Linked DNA regions of Homo sapiens: all the other regions are linked to region 1. The links are chromatin contacts, found by Hi-C or POLR2A ChIA-PET in ENCODE. All regions are on one chromosome and are shown on one strand. The core of a region is the stretch at or near the end of the contact, and the rest is flanking DNA. Distances in the headings are between cores, read along the strand shown. Region 1 holds the start of LINC02021 (long intergenic non-protein coding RNA 2021). Region 2 holds the start of PLXNA1 (plexin A1). Region 3 holds the start of CDV3 (CDV3 homolog).

What was found. A loop is a pair of places that touch in the nucleus more often than their neighbours do. ChIA-PET counts read pairs that join two places held with the same protein, here RNA polymerase II (POLR2A). Pooled maps may share reads with other maps.
Region 2: a map of CD8-positive, alpha-beta T cell shows a loop between it and region 1 (15-fold over the local background). The contact joins the promoter of PLXNA1 here to the promoter of LINC02021 in region 1. A Hi-C loop is called at or near these places in 4 of 168 maps with a recorded cell type or tissue (CD4-positive, alpha-beta T cell, CD8-positive, alpha-beta T cell and naive thymus-derived CD4-positive, alpha-beta T cell) and 7 of 50 pooled maps.
Region 3: a loop to region 1 is called in a map of ascending aorta, with 21 times the contacts of the local background. The contact joins the promoter of CDV3 here to the promoter of LINC02021 in region 1. A Hi-C loop is called at or near these places in 2 of 168 maps with a recorded cell type or tissue (PC-9 and ascending aorta), 2 of 37 single-sample maps with no recorded cell type and 13 of 50 pooled maps. POLR2A ChIA-PET finds 5 or more read pairs at or near these places in 2 of 52 experiments (CD4-positive, alpha-beta T cell and CD4-positive, alpha-beta memory T cell).

Annotation. Positions count from the first base shown.
Region 1 is chr3:130,110,238-130,113,581 of GRCh38, forward strand. LINC02021 (long intergenic non-protein coding RNA 2021) reads left to right here and starts at 1,470. Exons shown (of 3, transcript NR_146653.1): 1 at 1,470-1,575; 2 at 2,385-2,507. It overlaps LOC124909432 (a long non-coding RNA gene), which reads right to left. Exons shown (of 3, transcript XR_007096083.1): 3 at 3,123-3,344. It also overlaps the pseudogene FAM86HP. RefSeq lists enhancers at 541-730, 831-880 and silencers at 1,881-1,930, 2,001-2,170.
Region 2 is chr3:126,981,192-126,984,816 of GRCh38, forward strand. PLXNA1 (plexin A1) reads left to right here and starts at 1,924. Exons shown (of 32, transcript NM_032242.4): 1 at 1,924-2,096. RefSeq lists enhancers at 680-729, 990-1,319 and silencers at 1,370-1,589, 1,690-1,919, 2,935-3,014.
Region 3 is chr3:133,571,349-133,574,935 of GRCh38, forward strand. It overlaps CDV3 (CDV3 homolog), which reads left to right and starts at 2,338. Exons shown (of 5, transcript NM_017548.5): 1 at 2,338-2,936. The coding sequence starts at 2,697. RefSeq lists enhancers at 1,327-1,566, 1,509-2,010, 1,667-1,836 and silencers at 2,217-2,756, 2,777-2,886, 2,917-3,306.

The DNA of each region.
Region 1 (3,344 bases), core at 220-2,719:
TCCACAGGCTTTTGTACTCAACGCTGACAACAACCCTAAGAGGTAGGTATCATTATATCAACCATTTTATTAATAAGAAAACAACAGCACAGAGAGATGCAGTCACTTGCCCAAGGTCACACAGGGCCAGGGGTTGGGCCAGGATTTGAAGCAGGCAGGCTGTCTCCTGGGTCTGAACTCTCAACTACTACACCCTAATCAAACAATCCCTCTGGTCAAATGTGAGTGATAATAATAGTACCCACCTCGTGGGTGTTGATGGTGAGCCCAAGTTAGCATTCAGCGTGGGCATGTGAACAATTATAGTCAATACTGAATGGAGACCTATGATGCTTTTATGAAGGTTTCTATTTTGGGTTAAAAATGCACAAATTTCTCCTGACCAGAAATGATCTCTGAGTGCTAAATATTTCATGTCAATGGAATAACGCAAATGATTAAGCAACACCCCATAAAATGGGGCAGACCCAGGGAGGAATATATATCCAAACTGACTCATCCCAGTGAGCTCACCGCACATGAATTACAAATGGAGCAGGGTGCATTAAGCCCCTCTGCTGGCAGAAGGGAGGCTGCTGCCTGCCATGCGCCTGTGCTGAGAATGGCAGGTCCCCAGGGAGAGGAGAGGCCACCCCCTTCTCTGTCTCTTCCATCACAGGAGTGAAAGCCTCAGCGCATGAGCTGATTCTGTGCAGTGCTCGACATACAGATGAGAACACTGAGGCCCGAGGGACAGCCTTTGACCTGGTCACCGTGCTCAGGAGGAGGTGGTTACCCGCGGGCCTGAGGGTGCTGACTTTTTAGAATGGGCGAGGGCAGCTGTGTCCCAGTGACCAGAACGATTACTGCCTTTAAAAAGTCATGAAAATGATCGTGAACTGTACCCCACACCGAGCGCGCGTCTGCCCCCCAAGACTGTGGAGACGCCCCCAGCTTCCGCCGCCAGCTCGCGGGGCAGGAGGGGTGAGAGCGACTCTGGCCAGGCCCCAGGGACGGGGACCGGGTCTCGTGGCCCTGACCGGGGAGAGCCCAGGAACTCACGTGGCAGGAGCGCCGGGGGTTTCAGCAGGGAGACCCATCCCGTCTGCCCCTGGACTTCCGCAAGCCCCGCAGGCCTCTCCGCTCGCCCCGCCGCCCACCTGCCAGGGGAAGGAGCGCAGTGTGCGCGCCGCTAGGAAGCGGCGCTCGAAACTCTGCAGCAAGAGTTTGGTACCCGCGTTCTCCTCAGGCGCCATGACGTGGGCGGGGCCGCAGCGTTGCCAGGAGACCGGGCGGAAGCCGGGCCTGGACTGAAAAGGGGGCGGGCCCAGGGTAGTGCGCGGAGGCAGAGAGGTGGCGGGGCCTAGGGGTAGGGTCAGGAGGAGCGTCCTGGGGGCGGGCGCTAGGGCGGGGCCAAGATGAGCTTAGGAGGGTGGGGCCTGGGGTGGGGCCAGGATGAGCGTCATGAGAGCGAGGCCTGGGGTAGGGCCAGAATTAACGTCGTTGGGGCAGGTCCTGGGTAGATTCCAGGTTGGCGGGTCCTGGGGCGGGGCCAGGATAGGGCGATCCTGGAAGCTGGGCTTCGGAAGCGTCCAGGTTGGTGGCGTCCTGGAGGCGGTGCCTTGCGTGAGGGCAGGATAAGAGTCCTGGAGGCGGGCATTAGGGCGGGGATAAACGCCATTGGGTTCAGGAGGCGGGACTCGGAGCAGAGCCCAGGAGACAGGTCCTAGGGCGGGGCTAAGGCCAGACCCAGAGAAGGGCTCAGGAGGCGGGGCCGGGGCGGGGCGTTGACTATGTCTTAGCACATGGCCAGGCGGTGCGCGGACTCTGGGAGGCGGAGCTTAGGACGGGCCCACGTGGGGAGGGGCCCAGGGTCCGGGAGGCGGGGCGGAGTCCAGGCTGCGGGCTGCGCTCAGGAGGCGGGCCCTGGGAGGCGGAGCTTAGGGAGGGGCCGGTGTCGGGAGGGACCCAGGGACTGGGAGGCCGGTCGGGGCTGGGCTCAGGGGCCCAGACCTAGCTGGGCTTGGGGCGGGGCCGAGACGGAGCGAGGGGTCCAGGGTGTGGGAAACGGGGAGGGGTTTGAGGAGGGGATCGGAATGTGGCTCAAGTTCGGGAGGCGTTACCTGCGGAGGGTTTGAGGCAGGTCCAGGAGCGAGCCCACGGTCTGCCGACGCGGGGCCAGGGGCGGGCCCCAGGATCCGGAGCTTCGGGCGGGGCCGAGTCCGGGTTTGGGGCCCGGGAGGCGGGGCCAGTTAGAGCGAGGGTCCCTGGGATCGTCAGGTCAGGCCTTGGGCTAACGTAGGCACTCGCAGTTCCTCCGCCTTCAGGAAGGTCTTTTTAGCAGGGGCCTTACGGGTGCGCGCTTCGGTCCTGGAGGCCTTATCCTAGCCTCCTCTCTCCATCAGCGCCACCCGTCTGGGGCCCAAAAGGAGGGAGCTTTACCTCTGTCCCCCAGCCTTTGGAGTGTCACCAAACAAGCCATTCGTTCACCAAATACTTATTAAGTGCCTGACAACGGAGATGTAACGGTGAGAAAAACTCGGTGTTGTCCAGGCCCTCCAGGGGCTCAGGGGCTCGTGGAAGAAGTGGACATTGAAGTATTTATCACACAAATGAGTGTAAAAGTACAATAGCATATCTGCCACGAAGGTGAGCAGACAGAGCTAGCGGGGCTTGCAGGAGGAGTTTTGATCTTGCGGGGACAGGAAGGAGGAGTTAGCTCCTGCGGGGTGGGATTGGGGGTTGTGGTGATATAGACGTGGGGACAGAGTGGAAAACAACAAAAATATAATTATTTTAGTTCAAAGTTATTGTGTCTTGAGTTGAAAGGCAGGGCAGTTAGCAACACAGTTCAGATTTCAGTACTGTCCCTGAAATCTGAACTGTGTTCAAAGTCTAAAACGTTTACCTTAGCAAATTCCTCATAAAACTCCATTTGGAAGAGTCCCGAGAGCTAATTTGTTAAGTATACTTGCAGAAGGTAGATGAGGAGACAGATTAAATCTTATTACCTCTTTCAGATGAGAGGCACTTGAGCCCTGCTCAGCTATGAGAATAAGAGGGGGAATTAATTCTAATTGAATACACTTGTTCTCTTATAGCTGTTGTTCCCCACCAGAACCAAATGAGCGCAAGATCTGACAAAGAAAAAAAAAGGTTCATCTTTTATTCCCCCATACCCTTTCATTTAAATCAAGAGGATGAGATGTGGTTATTGCTGTGTTTTTAGGCAGAATCAACGGTTTCTGGGTCTGAGATGTTGCATACACCCTCTCAGTCCCTGTAGCCTGAGATGGAGTCACGTGAGAATCCACAGCAAGTCCTAACCAGGGATGGGTCTGGGTGATTAAGGAAGGTTGGCTTCA
Region 2 (3,625 bases), core at 674-3,173, 3.1 Mb before region 1:
GCTGAGATCGAGCCACTGCACTCCAGCCTGGGCGACACAGTAAGACTCAATGAGGCTGGGTGCCGTGTCTCATGCCTTTAATCACAACACTTTGAGAGGCTGTGGTGGGAGCATCACTTGAACCCAGGAGTTTGAGACCAGCTTGGGTAACATAGAGACCTCATCTCTTGAAAAAAAAAAATTAGCCAGGCATGGTGGTGCCCATCTGTAGTCCCAGCTACTCAGGAGGCTGAGGCAGGAGGATGGTTTGAGCCTAGGAGCTTGAGGTTACAGTGAGCTCTGATTGCACCACAACATCCCAGCTTGGGTGACAGAGCGAGACCCTGTCTGTCTCTAAAAAAAAAAAGCAGACAAGCAAAACCACCTAGTTGAAAAACCAGTTCATGCCACTAGATTTGCAAAACTAAAGAGTGCCAAATATTGGTGAGGATGTGGGACAGCCAGACCCTTCCACACTCCTGCTAAGCTGCTGGGAGTGTAAACTGGGGCTGTCACTTGGGAAGACGGTTTTGCTGTATCTCCTGAAGCTAGACAAATCCTACCCCGTGACCCTGCAGACCGTCCCTGGATCTAAAGGTGCCCACCGAGAGGCACACACAGGATGCTCATCACAGCTTTGCTCATCATGGCTCCAGATAGGCGACAATCCCATGTCCATCGGCAGGAGAATGGGCGAGCAGGAGCCCAACAAAACAGGCTGCGAAGACGATGCCTGCGAGCAGCTGCCCTGTGCCCTCACCACACAGAGCAGACAGAGCAAACAGCACAGGCTGAGTGACCCCGTTTCTGTAATGCCCAGAACAAGCCACCCAAAACAGCGTCCCATTCTGGGGTGCAAATATAAGAGGTCACACCCAAAGAAAAGCACTTAAAGATGAACACAAAAATGAGGGTTGTGGCTGCTCCTGGGGAGGGAGGAGCGGGGTGAGACGCGGAGGGACACCTGGGCCCGGTATGAGTCCATTCCCTTTCCCTGTTAACCATGTGAACTGTAGAGAGTTCCTCTTCTGTAGGGGTGACGTGATTCACACAGCAAAAACCGCACCCCTCAGGCTACAGATGGGGGCCAAGTCCCCAGCCGGGACTCAGCCCTCCCACGACGGGGTTTTCCTGGCCCATCTGCTCTGTTATCGATGCTCCTGTTGCCGGCTTCCCCTTCCTTGGCCTGGTTGCGTCCACCGGGAGGCCCTCCCGGATGCCTCCTGCCTGGGAGTGGCGGTTGTGAGTACAGTAACTGAGTGCTGGGTGTCTGCCCCTCAGCCTTGCCATGCAGGCTGGGGGTATTGCCTGGACAGCTCTGGCCCGTCACCCTGGATTCTGCAGCCCCACACCTCACACCGTGTAGATCCGCTGCCCCACGCTACAGCCGGAGTTCGCGTCTCGCCACGCCTCTGCCGCGGGACTTTCCTCCCTGGGCTGCGTCCCCAGCCGGGAATGCGCCACCAGCCTGGGGCCTGCAGGGGGCGCCCGGGCTCCCCGCGCAGGTGCCCGCCCATCTGACAGAGCGGAACGCGCGAGGCCGAGAGCTGGGAACACCCGGCCCCGCAAGGTCTGGGAACTGCGATTGCCTCCTTCAGCCTCAGTTTCCCCCCCCGTGAAAGGAGGCCATGCTCCTAGCCTGGGCACACTGAGCCAGGCCCTGTTCCTGGGGTCGCGGGCTAGCCCGCTCGAGAGCGGGGGGCTCCCGGAACTGCCCGCGCGGCCCCGGCGCCCAGAGAGTTGAGGCGGGCAGCCGTATCGCCCTTTGAAGACGCGCGGTGGGCCCCTGCAGGCGCGCGGCGCGGGGCAGAGCGCCCTCTGGAGGCCGCCGCCGGCCCCGCCCCCGCCCCGCCCCCGGGCTCTGGGCGGCGCATGCGCGCGGCGCGGGGCTCCGCGGGCGGCGAGAGCGAGGCCGGTCCGCAGCCGCGCGGCGCTCGGCGCCCCATTCATGCTGGGCATCGGCTGCGCGGCCACGCAGCGGAGCCCGGGCGCGGCGGCGGCCTCGGCCTGGGCGGCCTACGCGGCTTCGGCGGCCCCGCGGCGGGGCGGACGGCGGCGGCGGCGCGGGCGGCTGGGCGCGGCGATGGCCGGCGGCGGGGCGCGCCCCGGGGCGGCGGGTGAGTCGGGGCGCAACTTTCCCCGCGGCGCGGGACGGTGGGCGGGGGCCGGGCCGGGCTGGGGTCCGGGGCCGGGCGGCCCGTGGGTGGGCGCGGGGCGGCCTCCGGCGGCGGCCCTCTCGTGAGGCGGCAGGCAGGGGGTGTGCGCGGGGACTGCGGCGCGCGTGGGGACTGCGGCGCGCGTGTCCGCGGCCCGCGTGTCCCTGCGGCTCCGGCCCAGGCGTCCGCGTGTGTCCGGGCGCGGTCGCGGCGCCGACGCGGAGAGACCGCACCCCCGTGCGGCGGGGCTGGGACCGCGGCCCGGGATCCAGCGCCGCGGCCTCCCCCGCCCCCCGGCCGGGCCCGCCGAGCCCCGCGGCAGCTCCGGGGTGGCGGGGGGCGGGCGCTGCCCCTCCACGGAGGCTGGGGAGAAAGTTTGCGGCGGCCCCGCGGGGAGGCCCCTGCGGTGTCCAGGCCCGTCCCGGCCGCTGGACCTCGGCTCAGACCTCTGGCCGCGGGCGAGGACGGGGTGGCCAGGCCCGGATAGGGATCGGAGCCTCCCAGCAGGGCCGCGGGGGCCGGAGGAGGTCGTGCAGGCTAAGCCCCCGGCCGGCCCTGGGGCGCGGGGTGGAAGTTGGAGCGGCTTCCCGACCACAGCTGCCACCGCTCCCACTGGCCCGGAGTGCGGGGAGGTGGGCTCTGGGTGCCGCCCAGGAGGCCGCCCCGCTCGGGCCTCCTTGGCCTCCCCCTCTCGGGGCCTCTCCAGGGTCAGCCGCTTCTCCCGGAGGCTTCCGATTGCTTCCTGGATAGTCCCGGGCCTGATGTGCGGCGAAGCTGGAGGCAGCGGGCCGATCCCGGGCTGCCAGGGGAAGGGGGAGTGGGGACTCCAGGGAGGCCCCTCGGTCGGCGTGAGGTCCCAGGTGCAGCCCTGGAAAGGAGGGGAGGGGCTCCGAGGGGCGGCCCCGGGCGGCGATCTGCCCCAGGCTCCTGTGTGGGGTTCTGGGGCCACGCCCCTTGAAAGAAAGGGGTGTGTGTGCCGGGGAGGGGACGTGGTCGAGCCTCTGTCCCCTCAGCGCGGCTCCTGTGGCTCAGGCTGCTCCGTGCTGCCCCATCTCCTTTCACACGTAGCCGGTTTGGGGGTCGGTGCAGGGATGGGGCGCAGTTTCTGCTCCCCGGGCCCTTGAGGAGCTTGCCTCAGGTCCCCTCGATTTCCTGCGGCTTGGGGTGTGCGGCAGAGGCCAGGTGCTGCACCAGGGGCACCAAGATGCTGCCCGGCCCTTGAGGAGCACCCAGCCCCCTGCCAGAGGCAGGCATGTGAACCAGTGATTCGCTGCAGGGCCAGGCTTCCATTCCTGGGGGGTGCCAGTGGGGCCCAGGAAGGGCGTTTTGGGCAGAGGACAGCATGGGCGGAGGCCTGGGTTTGTGGCCTCAGTGTGTGCTCTGGGGGTGGGGGACACATGAGGTGCCTGTGGACAAAGCAGACAGCCCTTTGCTGGACTCCTGGCCCCCCAAGGTCGTTGCCTGCCTGTTTTGAGCCCCCAGGAAAGCCC
Region 3 (3,587 bases), core at 1,088-3,587, 3.5 Mb after region 1:
AACTGAAACTTATTTATATCTAGATCTTCTCTTCTAGATTATAAGGGAATTGAATGCAGGAATCACAAATTACTCACTTTTGAATAAAGCACTTTGCCCGAAATATAGCAAAATAAGTGCTTCATAGATGAGGAAAGAAAGAGAGGGAGAGGGCCGGGCATGGTGGCTCACACCTGTAATTCCAGCACTTTGGGAGGCTGAGGTGGGTGGATCACGAGGGTCAGGAGTTTGAGACCAGCCTGGCCAACATGGTGAAACCCCGTCTCTACTAAAAATACAAAAATTAGCTGGGTGTGGTGGCGGGTGCCTGTAATCCCAGCTACTCAGGAGGCTAAGGCAGGAGAATCGCTTGATCCTGGGAGGCAGAGGTTGCAGCGAGCTGACATGCCATTGCACTCCAGCCTGGTGACAAGAGCAAGACTTTGCCTCAAAAAATAAGTAAGTAAATAAATAAATAAATAAATGAAAGAGAGGGAGGGAGGAAGGAAGAAAGAGGGGGGAGGAAGAAAAGAAGGAAAGAAAAGAGGAAGGGAGAAAAAAGAAGGAAAGAAAAAAAAGAAAGAAAATAAATTTGATTAGCGATGGTAAGGGAGGGTGATGGTGATGGGCAGTACTGAACCTGGCCTGCATCACAGGAAGATATATGTTGTCATAGAAGGAAGTCACCTTGGGAGCTGTTCATGTTTGGGGAATAGTATATGTATAAGCTCAAGCTACTTGCTGGCCAAGGCTAGGTCCTTGATTTCTTTTGACATTCAGAAGTTAGACTTTTTTTTTTTTTTTGAGACGGAGTTTCACTGTTGTTGCCCAGGCTGGATTGCAATGAGGCGATCTCGGCTTACTGCAACCTCCGCACCCCCGGGTTCAAGCAATTCTCCAGCCTCAACCTGTAGCTGGGATTACAGGCGTTAGCCACTACGCCCGGCTAATTTTCGTGTTTTTAGTAGAGACGGGGTTTCATTATTTTGGTGAGGCTGGTCTCGAACTCCTGACCTCAGGTGATGCGCCTGCCTCGGCCTCCTGAAGTGCTGGGATTACAGGCGTGAGCCACCGCGCCCAGCCAGAAGTTAATTCTTTAATAGCAGTGTAAGTAGGGGGTAGGAAAAGAGAAACTTTAATGGGGTAACTGTAAAGGAAAAGACGAAGAAGTCTCTCCATTTACTGGCTGGATTCTATCTACCCCATATGGCTACCAACATTTGTCTGAGTCATTTCCTCAATGGTTGTGACAGCTCCCTCTTCTGCTTTTAGAAGGAGGAAGTAGAAAGTTTAAGAGCTTACTTTAGACCACCTTTTGCATATAGAATTCATTTCATTTTCAAGGCCCCAAGGGTATTTAAATGGGCTTTAAACCCATTTAAACCTGGCTTTCGCCTGGGCATTTTGGTCTCCACCCCTATGATAAGACAGTCCCCTCCTTTTATCAGGGATAGAAGCTAAGGATAAACTGTATCATCATCTAGACTCAAGTCAGGGCGTTAAGCAATGTGCTGAGCAGCTAATAATGTTGACTCTCTTCCCTCCATCCCCCTATCTTGTAAGAAATAGTATACCCACTTTACAGATTAGGGACTTGACGATAGGATTTATTGAACTTGACCTTGGTAAACATAATCCAGAGGGTGGAGTTCAGACAAAATCCCTTTCTACCTACCAACCAGCCTATGAAAGATCTTTTAGTAAATGGGACCTAAACTTCAGGCTCACTGCTCCTCTCACTTTCACAATCAACCGGTAAAGAAGAAAAGTAATGGTTGCCACTCCAGAGGGGGTGGAAGTACAGAAGCGATCAGAGGAGAGGAACAATCTTTAACACAGTTGGCTTAACGCAGTGCCTGTCCGTTTCGCGACAGTTCAAACGACTACTATGGGGCCACGGTTTGTTCTGGGCCAGGAAACACACGTGCATCCTGCGCATGCGTCCAAAAGGAACCCACTGCCCCTCCTGCTGGACCTCTTTAGCCAAGTCATCAACCAGCCCTCAACATGCCCGCCCTCAAGACTAAACCCTCGGCCAATCGGGAAACCGGAGTCGCCCGGCACGTCACTTATTTTGCATATGCCCTCCTCTCCCCGCCCCCATGCTTGGACTCCGCCCCGTCTGGGTCAGGGATTGTCACCTAAGAGCTTCGTCCTGGCACCTGATTGGCTCTCTTTCCAGCTCCGCCTCCATCTCCTCCCGCCGCCCGCCCCTTGGCGATCCCACAGCGGCAGGCAGAGCAAAATACGCAGGCGCAGGCGCTTCCTCTCTCTTCTAGCGGCCCGCCCTCCCTCCTCCCTCTCCCTCCCCTCCCCACTCCCTTCCCCTCCTCTCCAGGCCTGCGCGCGCGCCTCTTCCTCCGGCACGCGCCGCTGCTAGCCGAGCACTCTCGCCAGAACCTCTGGCTCGCGCGTGCCTTTTCCCCTCAGGTTGTGGGGAGAGCGGAATCCTGCTCCGCCGTCGCAGCAGCAGCGGCAGCCCCGGCAGCCTCGGGCGACAGCGGCGGCGCGCGAGCCCCCGGGCGGACCGTACCACCGCTCGCCAGCACGCAGGGGGAGCCGCCCGTCTCGCCGCGCACGCCTCGGCGACCCCGCGGGGCTGAGGCGTCGCCGCGCCCGGCAGCGTGAGCGCAGAGCCGGCCTCGACCCCGAGCTCGGAGCCCCGCGGGCCGCGCCCGCCGCCGGCCCCACCCATCCGGGTCGAGGAGGCCGAGGCCATGGCTGAGACGGAGGAGCGGAGCCTGGACAACTTCTTTGCCAAGAGGGACAAGAAGAAGAAGAAGGAGCGGAGCAACCGGGCGGCGAGTGCCGCGGGCGCAGCGGGCAGCGCCGGCGGAAGCAGTGGAGCCGCGGGTGCGGCGGGCGGCGGGGCGGGCGCGGGGACCCGGCCGGGTGACGGCGGGACCGCCAGCGCGGGGGCTGCGGGCCCAGGGGCCGCCACCAAGGCTGTGACGAAGGTGAGGGGCCGGGAGGCCGGCACTCGGGGCCCGGGCCGCGCGCCGGCGCCCCATGTGCCCGCCCCCGCCTGCCGGGGAAGCGTCCGGGAGGGGCCGCGGAGGCCGGGCGGACGGGCGCGGGCCGCCACGTGACGCAGGCTCTCCACCTCGGGCTGGGCTCGCCAGGGCCGGGACCCCTTCCGATATCCGCGGTGGAGCCGCCCTTCCCACCCCGCGTCGCTCGGCGTTAGCCAAGGCCCGGGCGGCGCCACCCTCCGGGGGCACTAGGTCTGGGGCCGCAGTGCCCAGCACAGAGCAGCGTTTATCGGGTGACGTCTAGGCTGAGTAATTCCGTGTGCTGACCTCAGCCCAGTAGTTTGAGCTGAATTTTCGCTTTCAGCAGCCGCATTTGTAGCAGCTCTTTTGTGATGACTTAGTCTCTAAGCCCGTGAAAGAAAAAGAAAACTCTCGGTGGCAAGGTTGAAGTAGAAATGTAGTTGTGAAATTCCTATTGACTTCTTCCTTCGGCTTTTCTTAGTTGCTTAAAGTAACAGCTCCCATGCAGGAACCCAGCGGAAGTATAGTGTTAGCCTACGAGCATGTTTGTCCTCCATTTAGCCTAGTTTGCCCCAGAACGAAGCAAGGGCTTTGACCAGAAGACAAGTACATACT